Linked DNA regions of Mus musculus: regions 1 and 2 are each linked to region 3. Evidence: chromatin contacts called from ENCODE Hi-C or POLR2A ChIA-PET data. All regions are on one chromosome and are shown on one strand. Each heading gives the region's core, a stretch centred on a gene start or an enhancer-like site at or near the end of the contact. The rest is flanking DNA. Distances are from core to core; before and after follow the strand shown. Region 1 has its middle 13 kb from the start of Ltc4s. Region 2 holds the start of Canx (calnexin). Region 3 holds the start of Maml1 (mastermind like transcriptional coactivator 1).

Evidence for each region. A loop is a pair of places that touch in the nucleus more often than their neighbours do. ChIA-PET counts read pairs that join two places held with the same protein, here RNA polymerase II (POLR2A).
Region 1: POLR2A ChIA-PET joins it to region 3 with 11 read pairs in embryonic stem cell. The contact joins the enhancer-like site here to the promoter of Maml1 in region 3. A Hi-C loop is called at or near these places in 1 of 37 maps with a recorded cell type or tissue (left cerebral cortex). POLR2A ChIA-PET finds 5 or more read pairs at or near these places in 3 of 5 experiments (all embryonic stem cell).
Region 2: a map of left cerebral cortex shows a loop between it and region 3 (3-fold over the local background). The contact joins the promoter of Canx here to the promoter of Maml1 in region 3. A Hi-C loop is called at or near these places in 6 of 37 maps with a recorded cell type or tissue (gastrocnemius, heart and left cerebral cortex). POLR2A ChIA-PET finds 5 or more read pairs at or near these places in 4 of 5 experiments (Patski and embryonic stem cell).

Annotation. Positions count from the first base shown.
Region 1 is chr11:50,248,995-50,254,104 of GRCm38, reverse strand. No RefSeq gene overlaps it. Among named protein-coding and RNA genes, the nearest start is that of Ltc4s, 13 kb to the right of the region's middle. Within about 2 kb of position 1,889, at least 1 of the 3 ENCODE cell types and tissues checked has a DNase peak (open chromatin) inside an H3K27ac peak, as active enhancers do.
Region 2 is chr11:50,324,303-50,328,913 of GRCm38, reverse strand. It overlaps Canx (calnexin), which reads left to right and starts at 3,241. Exons shown (of 15, transcript NM_007597.3): 1 at 3,241-3,421. It overlaps Gm46280 (a long non-coding RNA gene), which reads right to left and starts at 3,162. Exons shown (of 2, transcript XR_001780205.2): 1 at 2,862-3,162; 2 at 1,758-2,041.
Region 3 is chr11:50,290,948-50,295,454 of GRCm38, reverse strand. It overlaps Maml1 (mastermind like transcriptional coactivator 1), which reads left to right and starts at 3,119. Exons shown (of 5, transcript NM_175334.3): 1 at 3,119-3,729. The coding sequence starts at 3,394. Canx (calnexin) reads left to right here. Exons shown (of 15, transcript NM_007597.3): 15 at 1-1,498.

The DNA of each region.
Region 1 (5,110 bases), core at 640-3,139, 40 kb after region 3:
GGCTCCGCATCTTTGCTGTCGCCGAGCTGGCTATGTGCATAATAAATACATATCATAAAATTTAAAAAAAAACCAAAATACTCAAAAAGGGACACATGGAGTCTGACCCGTGCAGCACATATCTAGACTCTAGCACTCAAAAGGAAGGCCAGGAGTCCGAGGCCAGTTTGAGACAGCACAAAGGAATGACGGGAAGGAGGGAGGGAAGAAAAGGAAGAGTTTAAAAAGGAAACATGGGGAGTGGGTAGTTGGCTCAGTGATAAAGATCATTGGCTGCTCTTTCAGAGAATCCGGTGTCAGTTCCCAGCACCCACATGGCAGCTCACAACCCTCTGTCACTCCAGTTCTAGGAGATCCAACACTCTTCTGACTGGTGGCATCTGGCACACATGTGATGCACATACATACATGGGAGCAAAACACTCAAATCTTAAGACAGAAAAGATGGCACTGGAGCAGTAACAGGAGTGGAGAGAGAATCCAGGAGAGCCGGGGGCAGCTGGAACACTACTGACCTGGCACCATGGCAACCCTGGAAGAGCTGCAGCTGCCACAGCCAGCTGCAAACACCATCACCACTGCTATGAGAAACAAGGCTGATTGATACCAGGTAGCCACCAGCTAACACCAATTCCAGTCTCAAGCCTACAGTGGCAAGCAGCACTAGCCCACATGTCCTGAAGTCTGCAGTGCCAGGTGACAGGGACAAATGGTTATCTATCTCAACAAGGTTTTATGAACAATAGAACTGTTTGAAGTAAGAAGCAGATATGAAGGCCACACATGATGGCACTCCCCTTTGATCCCAGCACTTAAGAGGCACAGGTAGGTGGATCTCTGCTAGTTCAGGCCGGTGTAGTCTACACAGTGAAACCGTGTCTCAAGAACAACAAAACCGACAGCCCCGAGAAGTACCTCCAAACTAAGGACTGGAAATGGATTCAGAGGCAGCCAATGTTACAAGCCCTCACGGAGGGACACTCCACAGCTGTACACACAGCAAAGAGAACCACTTAGACACTATCTGCTCCCTAGAGGTTCTTCACAAAGTCACCAGCAGACAGTTGGGGAGGGGGTGGTAGAACACTCCTGAAGGACAGGCCCAACCACGCCATCCCTATTGCAGGGGAAGATTGCCACCATAAAGTAGGAAAAAACTGCACAGACCAGTTTCCACCCCCCTCTACCAGGAGAGTGATGGAGGCTGCTAACAACCACAGTGCAGGACAGGAGGGTCGGCCAGTGAGACAGCGCGTATACAGTTACAGACCAGAATTCCACAAAGCCTTCCTTGCCAAAGACAGCCTAGAGAGGATGGCAGTAAAAGTGAAAGGCCCAACCAAGGTCAGCAGGCGACTCAACCTCAGCATCCACAACTTCGTCTGCCCACAGATCCCAGGGAACCCCAAACCACAAAGGGCAAAGACAGAAGCCGCTGACCCACCAGCTGAGAGTCCGACCCCCACCTCCGACCCCTGAGGCTGAGCAAGACGAGGCTGAGCAGAAGCTGGCCTAACACACACCTCAGCCATCATCTGATTTAGTGATCTAAGAAGAGATTCCTCAAAGAGAAGCGGATTCCTCAAAGCTGTCCTTTAAGTGTCACACACACTGAGGATAGCTGTTGAGAAGGCTGATCTGACTCCATGACAGGCTTCACACTGGCAGTTCAGGAGACAAGGCCTAACTCTGTTTCCAAGAACTGAGCAAGTCCAGGCAAGTCCCAGGCCTCAGAAGCTGCCCTGGCCTGAGGCAAGGACAACGGGTCAGCAGCAGTTTCCAGACTTCCCCAGAAACAGTTTTCCAGCCCCCATGGCCTGGTAATGGCTCTGGAATGTCCCTAGAGATGGAGCAAGATAAAGGTTGCTGGAATTCCCCTGATGAGCTTTAAATCAGGCCTGCGAGCTCACTTGGTTGTTTCTCTATCTTGATAATGGAGACTGCAGCATGCTGGACTTCTGCAGAATAAAACACTCTGCATTTACGTACTATTTGAGTCTGGGGTGTCATTCTTCTGTGACTAATGAACACTTATACTGTGTGCACACAACAACAACAACAACAACACTCTAAGGGTCCACACAGCTTCTCGAAGTGGTCAGAAAAAGGAAGAAGCCAAAGGGAAAGGTATCTATCTGTCCAGCTGCAGCCAGCCCGCTCCATCTGGAGCAACACACAGGCATCTGGGAATCAGTGGGGCCACAGACCCCATCCCCTAGGCTGATGGCACAACGGGATGCACTGCAGACTTATGTTACTTGACACACAAATTAGAGGTACCTGAGAGGCGGAAACCTCAACTGAGAAAATGTCCTCATAAGATCAGGCTACAGGCAAGTCTGTAGGACATTTTTTATAGTGACTAATGGGGAGGGACCAGTCCACTGTGGGCAGTGCTATCCCTGGGATGATGGTCCTGGGTTCTAGATGAAAGCAGGCTGAGCAAGCCATGTGAAGCAGGGACAGTAAGCCGCATCCCTCCATGGCCTCTGCACCAGCTTCTGCCTGGATCCTGCACTGTTTCAGTTCCCGCCCTGATTTTCTTTTGGTGATGAACAGCAATATGGAAGTGCAAGCCAATTTTGTTTCAACAACAGAAAACCTAACTAAGACATGTATGGGACAGTAGACTGCGCTACCAGACAGAAGAACAGGTTGTACCAAGTTCAGAAACCATAAAAATCTCATAATTAAGAATGCCAGGCTGGGGGGCTGGAGAGATGGCTCAGTGGTTAAGAGCACTGACTGCTCTTCCAAGGGTCCTGAGTTCAATTCCCAGCAACCACATGGTGGCTCACAACCATCTGTTATGGGACCCAATGCCCTCTTCTGGGGTGTCTGAAGACAGGTACAGTATAGTCACAAACCTAAAGTAAAAAAAAAAAAAAAAAGAAGAGAAAAGAAAAGAAAAGAAAAGAAAGAATGCCAGGCTGGGCAGTGGTGGCGCACGCCTTTAATCCCAGCATTTGGGAGGCAGAGGCAGGCGGATTTCTGAGTTTGAGGCCAGCCTGATCTACAAAGTGAGTTCCAGGACAGCCAGGGCTATACAGAGAAACCCTGTCTTGAAAAAAAAAAAAAAAAGAATGCCAGGATGCCAGGAGTTTGAACTCCAGACCAGTTTCCTGTTCTAGAGCACGTGATCACAACACCCCACTCAGAGGACCATGGTAACCAGTCACATAGCACAGAACCTAGAGTTCTCCATGCTAATGAGGTACCTAGATAGGCCCTGTGTTTAGCCAATGAGTTTCCCTTTCTGGGCATCCCTCCCTGCAAACGATACTGAATCTCTGGCTCACCCTGAGTAAGGCACATGCATCCTCATCCTCCATGAATAAAACAATTTGTACAAGCAAGGACTGTCTCCTTCATCATACAGAGCTGTGCCTAAGTCTCCCATAGACAGGCCCCTCTTCCAACCCCTCTGCACTTCTGGCACTCACTCCGAGCTAAGCCAGATTCTGCCCCATCCCAGGCTCATCAAGGGCCCTCAGAACCCCATTCCTAATTCCTTGTGGTCCCCAGTGATGTCTGGGTGCAAGGAGTTTGAGAACCACACCTGTCTCAGCCCTAGTTGTTTTTACCCAGAGAAACACAGGCTGAGGCCTCTATCTTAGACTGTGTCTCACCTCTCCTTAGTGGCACATCAGCAGCAAGGCAGAAACACATAACCACAGACATGGGTAAATAAAAAACACTGGGTTGTAAAAAGTAAAAATAGGGCTGGGCAGTGGTGGCACACGCCTTTAATCCCAGCACTTGGGAGGCAGAGGCAGGAGGATCGCTGAGTTCGAGGCCAGCCTGGTCTACAGAGTGAGTTCCAGGACAGCCAGGGCTACACAGAGAAACCCTGTCTCGAAAAAACCAAAAAAAAAAAAAAAAAAAAAAAAAAGGAAGGAAGGAAGGAAGGAAAAAAGGAAGGAAGGAAGGGGATGGAGAGACAGCTCAGTGTATAAGAGTACTTACAGCTCTTGAAGAGGACCCCAGTTGGGTTCCCAGCTTCTATATCAAAAGGCTCACAATTACCTGTAACTCTGAGCCCCAGGGAGATCCCACACTCTGGCCGCCTCAGGCCTGTGCACTTGTGTGCAGATACTCACATGCATATACATAATTAATGATAAATCTAAAAAAGAGAGGCAGGCACGTGCACGCCTTTAGTCCCAGTACTCTGGGGGAAGAGGCAGGGGGATCTCTGTGAGTTCAGGGTCAACCTGGCTACCTAGAGAGTTCCAGGACAGCGAGAGAACAATGGAACTGAAAGCAGCTCGGCACAGGAGTTCCTTGCCCCACAGCACAGTACTGGAGCAACCAGAACTGTCGGGCTGAGGTTTGTTAGTCAGAGTGTTGTCTCAATGTATGTGTTCATTGTGACAACTGTAATGTAACTATACAACAGAATGTCCCAGTTTCTGAGCGCAACAAACCAAAACATTCCTGCGGACATTTTGCCTCCAAATTATCCTAAAATGGTCGGGGAGGGGGGGGGGATGTTTGCAAGAACATACCTGGAGATGGGGGACAGGGTGGGTGTCAACTGTGGTAGGAAGATAAGAACTCCGGTTAAAGGGAGACTGCAATTCTTTGTCACGTTCTTACACATTTTAAGCTTAGAATTATGTTTTTAAGTCTTTTGTAGGCTGGGGGTTCAGGTCAGGGTAGAGCACTTGCGGGAAATGTACGATGTTCCATGTCCAGCCCCAGCTGCTGCTGGGAGCATTTGGTGACCTTGCAGAAGACCCAGATTTGATTCCCAGCACCTACATAGCATCTCTAAACCATCTCTACAAGTCCACTTACAGGGGATCTGACTCCCAGCTCAGGCCACAGGCGCCAAGGATGTGTGTGGTGCACATACATACATGCAGCTGAAACATTCACACACATTCAATCTAAACAAACGATTCCAAGTGTCCACTTCCACCCCACCCCACCCACAAGCCTTTGCTCAAAATTTAGGGGGGAAAAATGCAACCTCAACCTGACACATAAGCAAAGTCCTTGTGAGCTACAGGCTTGAATGCAAAAGGCAAAATTACTGTTAACGTTTGGATCGTAAATCCTCCCCCTCCCCCAACCCCCCCAGCCTATGCTAAAGGTTGGTCGATAG
Region 2 (4,611 bases), core at 1,992-4,491, 33 kb before region 3:
CTATAGTTACAAACAGTTGTGAGCTGCCATATGAGTGTTGGGGATTGAAGCAGGATTCCTTTTAAAAGAAAGAAAGAAAAACAAACAACAACAACAAAACAGCCAGTGCTCTTACCCACTGAGCTATTTCTCCAGTCCCAAGAACATTATTTGGTTAAAAAAAAAGAAAGAATAGGGTGGTGGCGGTTCACAACTTTAGTTCCAGCACTTGGGTGGCAGAGACAGGCAGATCTCTGAGTTGGAGGCCTGCCTGGTCTACAGAGCGAGTTCCAGGACAATTAGAGCTATACAGAGAAACCCTGTTTCAAAAAGTAAAAAAGAAGACAGATAGACAGACAAATAGACATGTATGAAATTATTGAAGGATAAGTAAAAGAAAAATTTCTAACAAAACAAGGGCATGGTGCACATGCCTGTGACCCCAGTGCCGTTGCAGGCAGAGACAGGAAGTGCAATGGGGCATGCTGGCTGCCGGCCTAGTTCCAGGTACAAGGAAGAGATCCTGTCTACAGTGCCTCAATGGATTCAGGTGGAGAGTGATAAGGACCTACTAATCTTGCTTCCATATACACAGACATATGCAAGTACAGCACACTCATGGAGCCCTCAAACCCACACAAATTATAATGAGAAAAGAAGGAACAAGTGCAATTAAGAGAAAAGAGGGGCTGGAGAGATGGTTCAGTGGTTAAGAGCACTGACTGCTCTTCTGGAGGTCCCGAGTTCAAATCCCAGCAACCACATGGTGGCTCACAACCATCTGTAATGTGACCTGATTCCCTCTTCTGGTGTCTGAAGACAGCTACAGTGTACTTACATATAAATAAATATGTTGTTTTGTTTTGTTTTTTTGTTTTTCGAGACAGGGTTTCTCTGTGTAGCCCTGGCTGTCCTGGAGCTCACTTTGTAGACCAGGCTGGCCTTGAACTCAGAAATCCACCTGCCTCTGCCTCCCAAGTGCTGGAATAAAATATATCTTTAAAAAACAAAAAGACAAAAGAAATAGCTCCTAATTTAAAAGGTATAATGAAGCTGGAGATGGGTGGGTTCTCAGTAATAGTTTAAGAAGCATCTCAGCGAGTGAAGATTTCTTACAAACCATCGAAACTAACTCACTCTCAAGACCATTAGGCTGTAGATTTCTTACAAGCCAGTAAGAAAAGCCTAGAATAGAAAAATTGGACAAGCTCCATGAACAGACAATTAAAAGGAATCTACATGATCAGTGCAAAATGTTTAATGAATCTGTGATAAAATAAGTTGTATTTTCTACCAATTAATTTGACAGGGCCTGATTAGTGTGTACAAAGAAATGATCAATAGTAATGTAGCCAGTGAGAAAAAAAAAACTGGGTGGAAACATGAGTACTGTTGCTTCAAGTAGGATCAAATCAAGTAAGAGAGATTGGGGATGAAGACATTGAGAAAGAATTAAGACTTAGAGACTGATGTCTAACCACTTATATTTTTGCTGACTGTTCAACACCAAGCTTCTAGAAAATTTTAGATAAGTAATAACTTGTGTTGGATGAATAAGCTATCTCTGATAAATAAGGCTCATCAATTCCTGAAGGTCTACTCAGGTTAACACTAACTGACTTGAAGGTATATGCCTAGTCTCTTTGTATTTGCTAACTTTGTTAAGGTTTAGCTGTTTGGATAAACTGAAACATAAAAGAAACTTGTAATATTCTATAATGACACACCATGAACAGACCAGAAGACTGACGTTCCCAGTCTCTTTGTGGACAGTATAGTTTAGAGCCATCATGTCCTCATTTTTATTAAAATTTCACATTTATTAATGTATGTATGTGAATTTGTATAGAGGTCAGAGTACAATTCAATCTCTTCTTTCACCACGTTGAGTTCTGGGAATTAAATTCAGGCCATCAGGTTTGGTGGCAAGTGTCCTTACCTGCTGAGCCATCTCCATTGCTCCCAAAACATTTTTAGTATATGGATCCCCCAAATACCTGAGAGTCACTTTTTTGCTCTTCTGTACAATTTTCTCATCTCAAGAACTTCCTTCCAACTCCACCTACAGAAAATTTGCATATCTATGAGGTCCAGTTCAAGTCTTTGTCAGTTTAGACAGAAAAGTTCTGCCTCAACTCCTCTACTCCTTCAGTACTGACATATTTTAACACCTCTCTGCAGAAGTCGATTTTTTGGCTTTCTTAAATTCAAGGCCATCTTGGGTAACACAAGCCAGAACTCAACCTAAGTAAATTTAGAATTTTTTTTTAAATTATGTGTACTGCCTGTGCCAAGCTGGCTTCAAATTTTCATTTTGAACATGCTCTTTATAAGGCAAATAAGGAAAGCAATTTCTCTTCTTTAAAATTAGGGAGAGAGAATTGGCGGTTACTAAATTGACCCAAACATCAAATCCTTACTGCCTTTCTCTTGGGGTGGCAGGAACAAAGCTCGTTTCACATGTAGAAAAACCTGCTGTTTCTTTCCACATTATTCAAAGCTTTGGGTCACCAAATACAACCCGAGGCGATCAGGATTCTCAAGGATCTAGCCAAATCCTTAGCCACTTCAATCTTACAGCGTTATCAGCATATTGAAAAACGAGTGGGTTATGAAAAGGCTATTTTAAATCTGCACATGGCATCACCCTTTTCCTCAACTCTGTCGCTTAGGTATGTCTGATTTTAACGACTAAAATCAGGAAACAGCACGGGCACATGGGAAAGTGACTCCATGTGGCTTGATTGTGAATCTAGGTAGTGTTTTGTTAGGTAAAGAGGTCTCAGGCTCCTGAGCTCAGGGCGATGACTCCGCAGGAAAGGCGGTGTCTGCTACCCAGAGGGATTTCACTCACTGCGCAAGCACACCGCCCGACCTCTCACCATTTGTGATGAAGGCCATAGGTCCCAGGCGGGGTTGGGACAGAGTTCCTAACTCAATGGGTCGGAAAGCCGTCTTCTGGATGTCCAACACACCCGCCCTGAGGGACTAGGGCGACCCACGCGAGAACGCGTGCCAGATCCGTCCGCCCTCCGCGGCGCGCGCCCGCCCGTTTGGTGACGGCCCGCCTTCCTCCTTCATACCCAATCAGCAACCACTTCCTGCCTCGCTATTGACCAATCACCACGCTCCACGAAGAATAGCCCTAGGGGGCGTATGGGAAGGCGCTTCGAGCGATGGCTGTATCTACCAATAAATTCTTAGATCTTGCGCAAAGGGGCGGGATCTGACGTTCGTTTTAGCCACTCAGGAACGAGGGGCGGACGCGGGGTTGGGCTTCGTGCGGTGGGGCTCGCTCGCGCGGCGGCCGTAGCCGAGGCCTCTTAGTTCTGCGGCACGTGACGGTCGGGCCGCCTCTGCCGCTGTCTCCACTGCAGCACGGGGCCGGGTGTGCGGGTGGGAGAAGGTGAGGGAGCCGCCAGTGGTCCCCGGGAGGCTCGAGGTGAGACGGGAAGCGTGTGCGGGGATCTCAGGCCCGGGACGAGCCTTGGGGGACTGGGCGAGCGGCGCCGTGGCGGAGGGGGTCGGGCGTGGCTGTAGGCTCGACGACTGAGGGGTCGGGCGGGCTTTCGAATGGCGCAGGCCTGGGCGGACGCGCAGGGCAGTGAGGAGAGCGGCCGGGTTAGAGAGGCTAGCCTGGGCAGCGCCGCCGGGGTCGGGAGGCGTGGCAGGTGTCCTGGGGTTTCCCTTGACCTCTGAGAAAGCTAACAACTTCCTACGGCTTTGCTTCTAGAGCTTTCTTAGGCCCTGGCCAGGCCCACCCAGAGGTGGGCTGAGTAATCCGGTACAGGTGTGGTATTAGAATTCGGCCTAGTAGGTAGCCCAAATAGCAGGGAAAGGTGAAGTAAATCCAGAGATAAGCGTTACAGATTAGAAAATAACTTGCCCAAAGGGAAGACTGGACCATAGCATCCTGATGAGGGAGTAGAATGTACTAGAACGTGTACCGCTTGAGAAACTTAAGGCTTAACTATTAAAGCACCTGCCTATTCGGTGGTGGATAGATAGTAATCCAGTGTGGGTGTTCACAGGACCTTAAGAGCAGGAGATACAAGCGAAAGTTCAGTTAGTGAGGGGAGGAAACTGAGGCCTAGAAGTTTGAAATGACTGGCCCAAGGTCATACAGGTAGTTCTAGTCATCCAGTTGGGATTGTAACTGAGCACTAGACCGTTTGGGTTAAAAGTCCTGGTTCAAGCACCTAACTGCAATTAATCGGGGGAGTGGGAATTTGGGAGATTTTTTTTTTCTACTTTAGGGCTCAGTCCCCAGGAGTAGACAGAATGACTGATGGGCCTTGTATTGAATTCCGAGGGAATGGGAATGAGAAATTGGATGTGTAGTAAAGGTTCAGTGGGTAGGAATCGAACTGGCTTCTTGAAATCCGAATGCCTTGGTCATTACACTGATACACTAATGTTTATATTGAAGGCCTGTGTGCCAAGACCTGAGGACACATTGATGACACTTTGTGTATTAACTGCTGGTCATGACACTAGTGATTGCATTGCTAGTTGTGTGAAGTTAAACCAAACTGAATACTAAAAGCTTGGCAAAGTTGAGCTACAGTCTCTTTACCCTTCAGAAATGGAAGAATCTGCCTGTTTTTTAAAAATAATTTGCCCTCCCACCCC
Region 3 (4,507 bases), core at 1,870-4,369:
TGGAGCACAAGGCTTTTTAAGGAATGCTGGTGGTGCCTGGGTAGATAATTACATCACTTGTTCCACTGTGTTGACACTGTTTTCCTCATGGATCTCCTCCATTCCTAGCTTTCTCTGCTATGCATTTTCTTCACAGCGCAGCTTGCGGTCCGTTGCTGAAAATTATAAGCTCTGCATAGTGTTGGCTTTACTGTGATGACATGTTTCTTCTTTTTTAGCTGGCCCACACCTTTCTAGGGTCCAACTACAGGATAGATTACAGACTTTCCATTAGTGTCTATTTCTTTTACTCTGTGTAGACTTTAGAAAGTCTAATCAATCCAGAGATGGGCCAATTCAGAATTGACTATAATTGAACACCTGCTAAAAGTATTTATGGGAGGATTGACACACAGCATGAGTTATTTGACTTTTGTAGGATATTTAAAATCTTCATTTGCAGTTCATGTAACAGTTGTGTCTTAAAATTCACATAATAAAGCAGTCCTGTTCAAAAAAAAAATTTTTTTTTTGTGGCTTGTAGAATTTTTTAAAAGTGTATTTAGGGCTTTTTGTTTTTTGTTTGTTTTTTTGTTTTGTTTTTCATGTGGAATGCAGATGGGTGCTAGAGGAGCCTCTCCCACATCACTATAGTGTAATATTATTACACCACACTGAAATGTATTCAGAAACAGATGTTTCAATTTCATTCTTTCTCCAGAGGTGGTCCAGTTGTACCAATGATACTATTCCTTGCACTGAATATATATAAACACTCTTCAGTGTTTATATTGGGGAAATACTGGGAAAGAAATATATTTGTTAAGGATGAAGGCTGTATCTGTTGTCTTTATAAACACTGGTTCATTTCTTTTGAGGGTGGAATGCATTTTTCTTCCTGTTCAGTGCTTTATCACCATCTGTTGTTTGTGGTCACAGTGACCATAGCTATGTAGCGGACGTTTCCAAATGTATAGAGTGAAATAAACAGTTACTAGCAAGAAATGAATACATGTCTGCAGGTTTCTCCTTGAAGCAAACATGGGGATGATTGCTTTTCTAGAAATCGGTTTATCTGTTTCATCATTCTACATTGACATTGTTTTGTGCCTACTTTATATTCACCCAGGCTGTACAATGACAGGTTTATTTATGTCACTGGTGGTGGTCATTGCCTTTTTGGGTCCCTCTTCCTCCCTCAAGGTTCCATTGAAGCTCCAGCCTCCTTAAATACCTGACTCGTTAGTAAATGATCAGCAGTCTTCAGCTCTTAAAAAAAGCGTAGAGGGCAGGTATTGTAGCTGAGTAGGTAGAACTGCTAAGCGTGTGCAAGGTTCCGTGGGTCTGATTCCTGGCACTGAATTAAGATAGATAAAGGCCCTTATATTCTGATTTTCTATGCTGGACTCCTTGTTGTAAAATGTCCATGCCAGTAGTACTCTTCTATTGTCCACTTTTCAGATTGTCACACTGCTAAATGACATTATATTAAAGCCCGTGTTAAATATCTGTATCATAACACTGAATGTTTTTACTGTTTGAATAATGGTTAATTTAGTCTTTTCTCATAGGAGACCTTAATTTAGTTTTGTATTTAAGTGATGGTTTAGTCATTACCATTGTGTAAAATGGACCTCAGCCCAAAAACTTTTTCATTGCTGGCATTTGAACCAGTGCTCTACCACTGAGCTACACCCTGTCCTCCTAGATACTATTCTTTAGGATATATATATATATCTTTTAACAGCTTTTATTAGAAAAAAAGTTTCTCAGGCTTCATATTTGAGGATATTGGAAGTCATGCCCAGGATATTTTGTGTTTTAGGTTGCGTCCTGAATCCATACACTATAGAGTTTTGAAGATAACCTTGCACTTCTAACTGGGCGTAATGGTGTGATCAGAAGCAGAGGCAGGCCAGCCTCAGACAATATATTTGAGGGCAATCTGGGGTACCTGACACTACAGTTTAATGGTGGGCTGGAGAGTTGGCTCAGCAGCTAAGTACCCCACTGCTCTGCCAGAGGTCCTGAATTCCCAGCAACCACATGGTGGCTCATAATCATCAGTAATGGGATCCGATGCCCTCTTCTAGTGTGTATGTGAAGACAGCTGCAGCGTACTCATGAGGTCCTGGGTTCAGTCCTTCATCACTGCATACAAAAGCTGCTGGTTTCACTTGAGTGCTGATTGTAATGCTTGGCACTGGGAAGAAGCAGTGCTCACTTATCTTTGCCACTCCCGCCACCAAAAACTTAGAATTCCTTTTTCTTATTTTAACTCCATGTGTATAAAAACACTTGGCTGTTAGCTTTTTTTCTTTGTGATTTTAAAAATAAAACTTTAATGAACTCTAGTAAGAGGTTAAAGGGTGACATGTTTGAGTGGCTCGTGAGGTCTTCTATTGCAAAGCCTCCCAGCATCTCCTATGGCAGTTTGGGTGTCAGTAACCATCCAGAACATTTTTTGGTCCTTTCCTGGCTTTTTACCTTCGCTCACTTGCTTGCTAGTGGCATCACTGGAACCCAGTGCTTTGGATTGGATTTTGAGTGACTCAATTTTATATATCAGTCGGTTTTTAAGTGTATGCCCCTGTAGATCTAAATAACTCCAGTCCCCAGTATTGAGGCTCTTTCCCACCCTCACCCCTCCAAGTAATGAGCTATTGCTCACAGTACCAGTCAGTGATAACTATCTCTACTAGGTCGCTCAAGCTCAAAACAATTCTGATCAATTACGTGGCTGTATGTAAAGAATGAGGTCGGAAATGGCTGACCTCGAAATAGTGTGGGTGGACTAAAAAGATAGACAGCTTTGGACATCTGGGTCTTAAGGCTTCCACCTCACTCAGACTTAACCCGCGTTCCTCACGAACCCGGAAGGGACTGCTTTCAGGGGGCGGTGTTCAGAAAACGTGGCTCTTCTTGGATAGGTTCCCGTCAGTCACAGTTCACTCTCCCGCACTGAGCCCGCCTCGGGCTTCCCTCCTCGCCAGAGTGTTCAGTTTAAATACCCGAAAATTCCTGACGTGCTTGTCCCCCACGCCCTCGGGCAGCGGGTTTCCTTTGATTGGCTAGAGCTTCGGTCCATCAGCAGTGACGCAGAGTTCGCCGGCCCAGGCCCCGCCCTCTTCCGAAAGCCCCGAAAACAATTTTAAGATGGCGGCGGCAGCGGCGCGGAAAACAATGGGGCAGGGGTATAGCGGACAGGCCGAAGCCTGAGGCGGGCGGTGTTCCCCGGCCTGGAATCGGGCCGAGCGGGGCCGGAGGAAGACCCGCCGCCGCGCCCGAGCCCGCTCCACAGCCCGGCCGGACATGGCGCGGGCGTGAGGCGGATCCGGGCCGTCAGAAGCGGAGGAACCCGAAGTGGCAGCCGGCGCCGGGAGGCCCGGGCCCGGCCAGTGCCGCCCGCGGCCCATGGTGCTACCCACCTGCCCCATGGCGGAGTTCGCGCTGCCGCGGCACAGCGCGGTCATGGAGCGCCTCCGCCGGCGCATCGAACTGTGCCGGCGCCACCACAGCACCTGTGAGGCCCGCTACGAGGCTGTGTCTCCCGAGCGCCTGGAGCTCGAGCGCCAGCACACCTTTGCCCTGCACCAGCGCTGCATCCAGGCCAAGGCCAAGCGCGCCGGCAAGCACCGGCAGCCGCCGGCCGCCGCCACGGCCCCGGTTGCCGCTCCGGCCCCCGCCTCGGCCCCGGCGGCCGCGCGCCTGGACGCAGCGGACGGCCCGGAGCACGGCCGCCCGGTCGCGGTGAGTAAGGCTGGCGCCTGCCACAGCAATACTCACTCCCGAAAACGCCTCTTCCGGCGCGGATCGGGCCTTGGGGAAACTTTCCCGAGCGCCCCCATTTCTTAGTCTGGGTCCTGGGAGGTGGCTAACATGGCAGGGCGCTTGTCATCTTCCAGAAGTGGCACTGCGGTGTACTTTGGGAAAACGTCCCCTTGAGGACTTGAGTGAAATCGGGGCTGGAAAAGCAGGAGGTTAGTTGCTGGTAGGCTTTTCTCCTAAACTTAATTTCCAATTGATGAGAACTTCGTCTTGGAGCAGACCCGCGTTGGAGTTGCCTAGGATGTAGGGCGTTCTTGCACCGTAGGCCTGGCCTCGCTTAGTCTGCAGATGTTGATTGGATCTTTGCTTCGTGGAGGTTAGTTAGGGCTTTAATATGGAAATAAGTCTCCCTTCAGTTGACAGTATCCCGCGGTTTCGGAATGGAAAATTGAAAAGTCTTTGGAAGCTTCGGTAAACGGAGTTGCTTAAAAGGCATTCGTTTTCCCCCAACCCCCGCAAAAGGGAACTTTGGAATTTGTGAACGCCTGATTCCTGCTATATTATTGACAGTTCCAAAATTAACCTACTAAGCCTGTTAAAAACCTCTGATAATATTAATAGTTGTTGAACGGGGGAAATGACGTTACTTGTTGGTCAGCTGTGCCCTTTGGTTTTTAGTAGCTAATCCCGAGATTTATTGGTTAGAAGTTTTGCCTCCCTGAAACTGATTTATAAACCGGAAACCTGTGTGGAGGGGCGG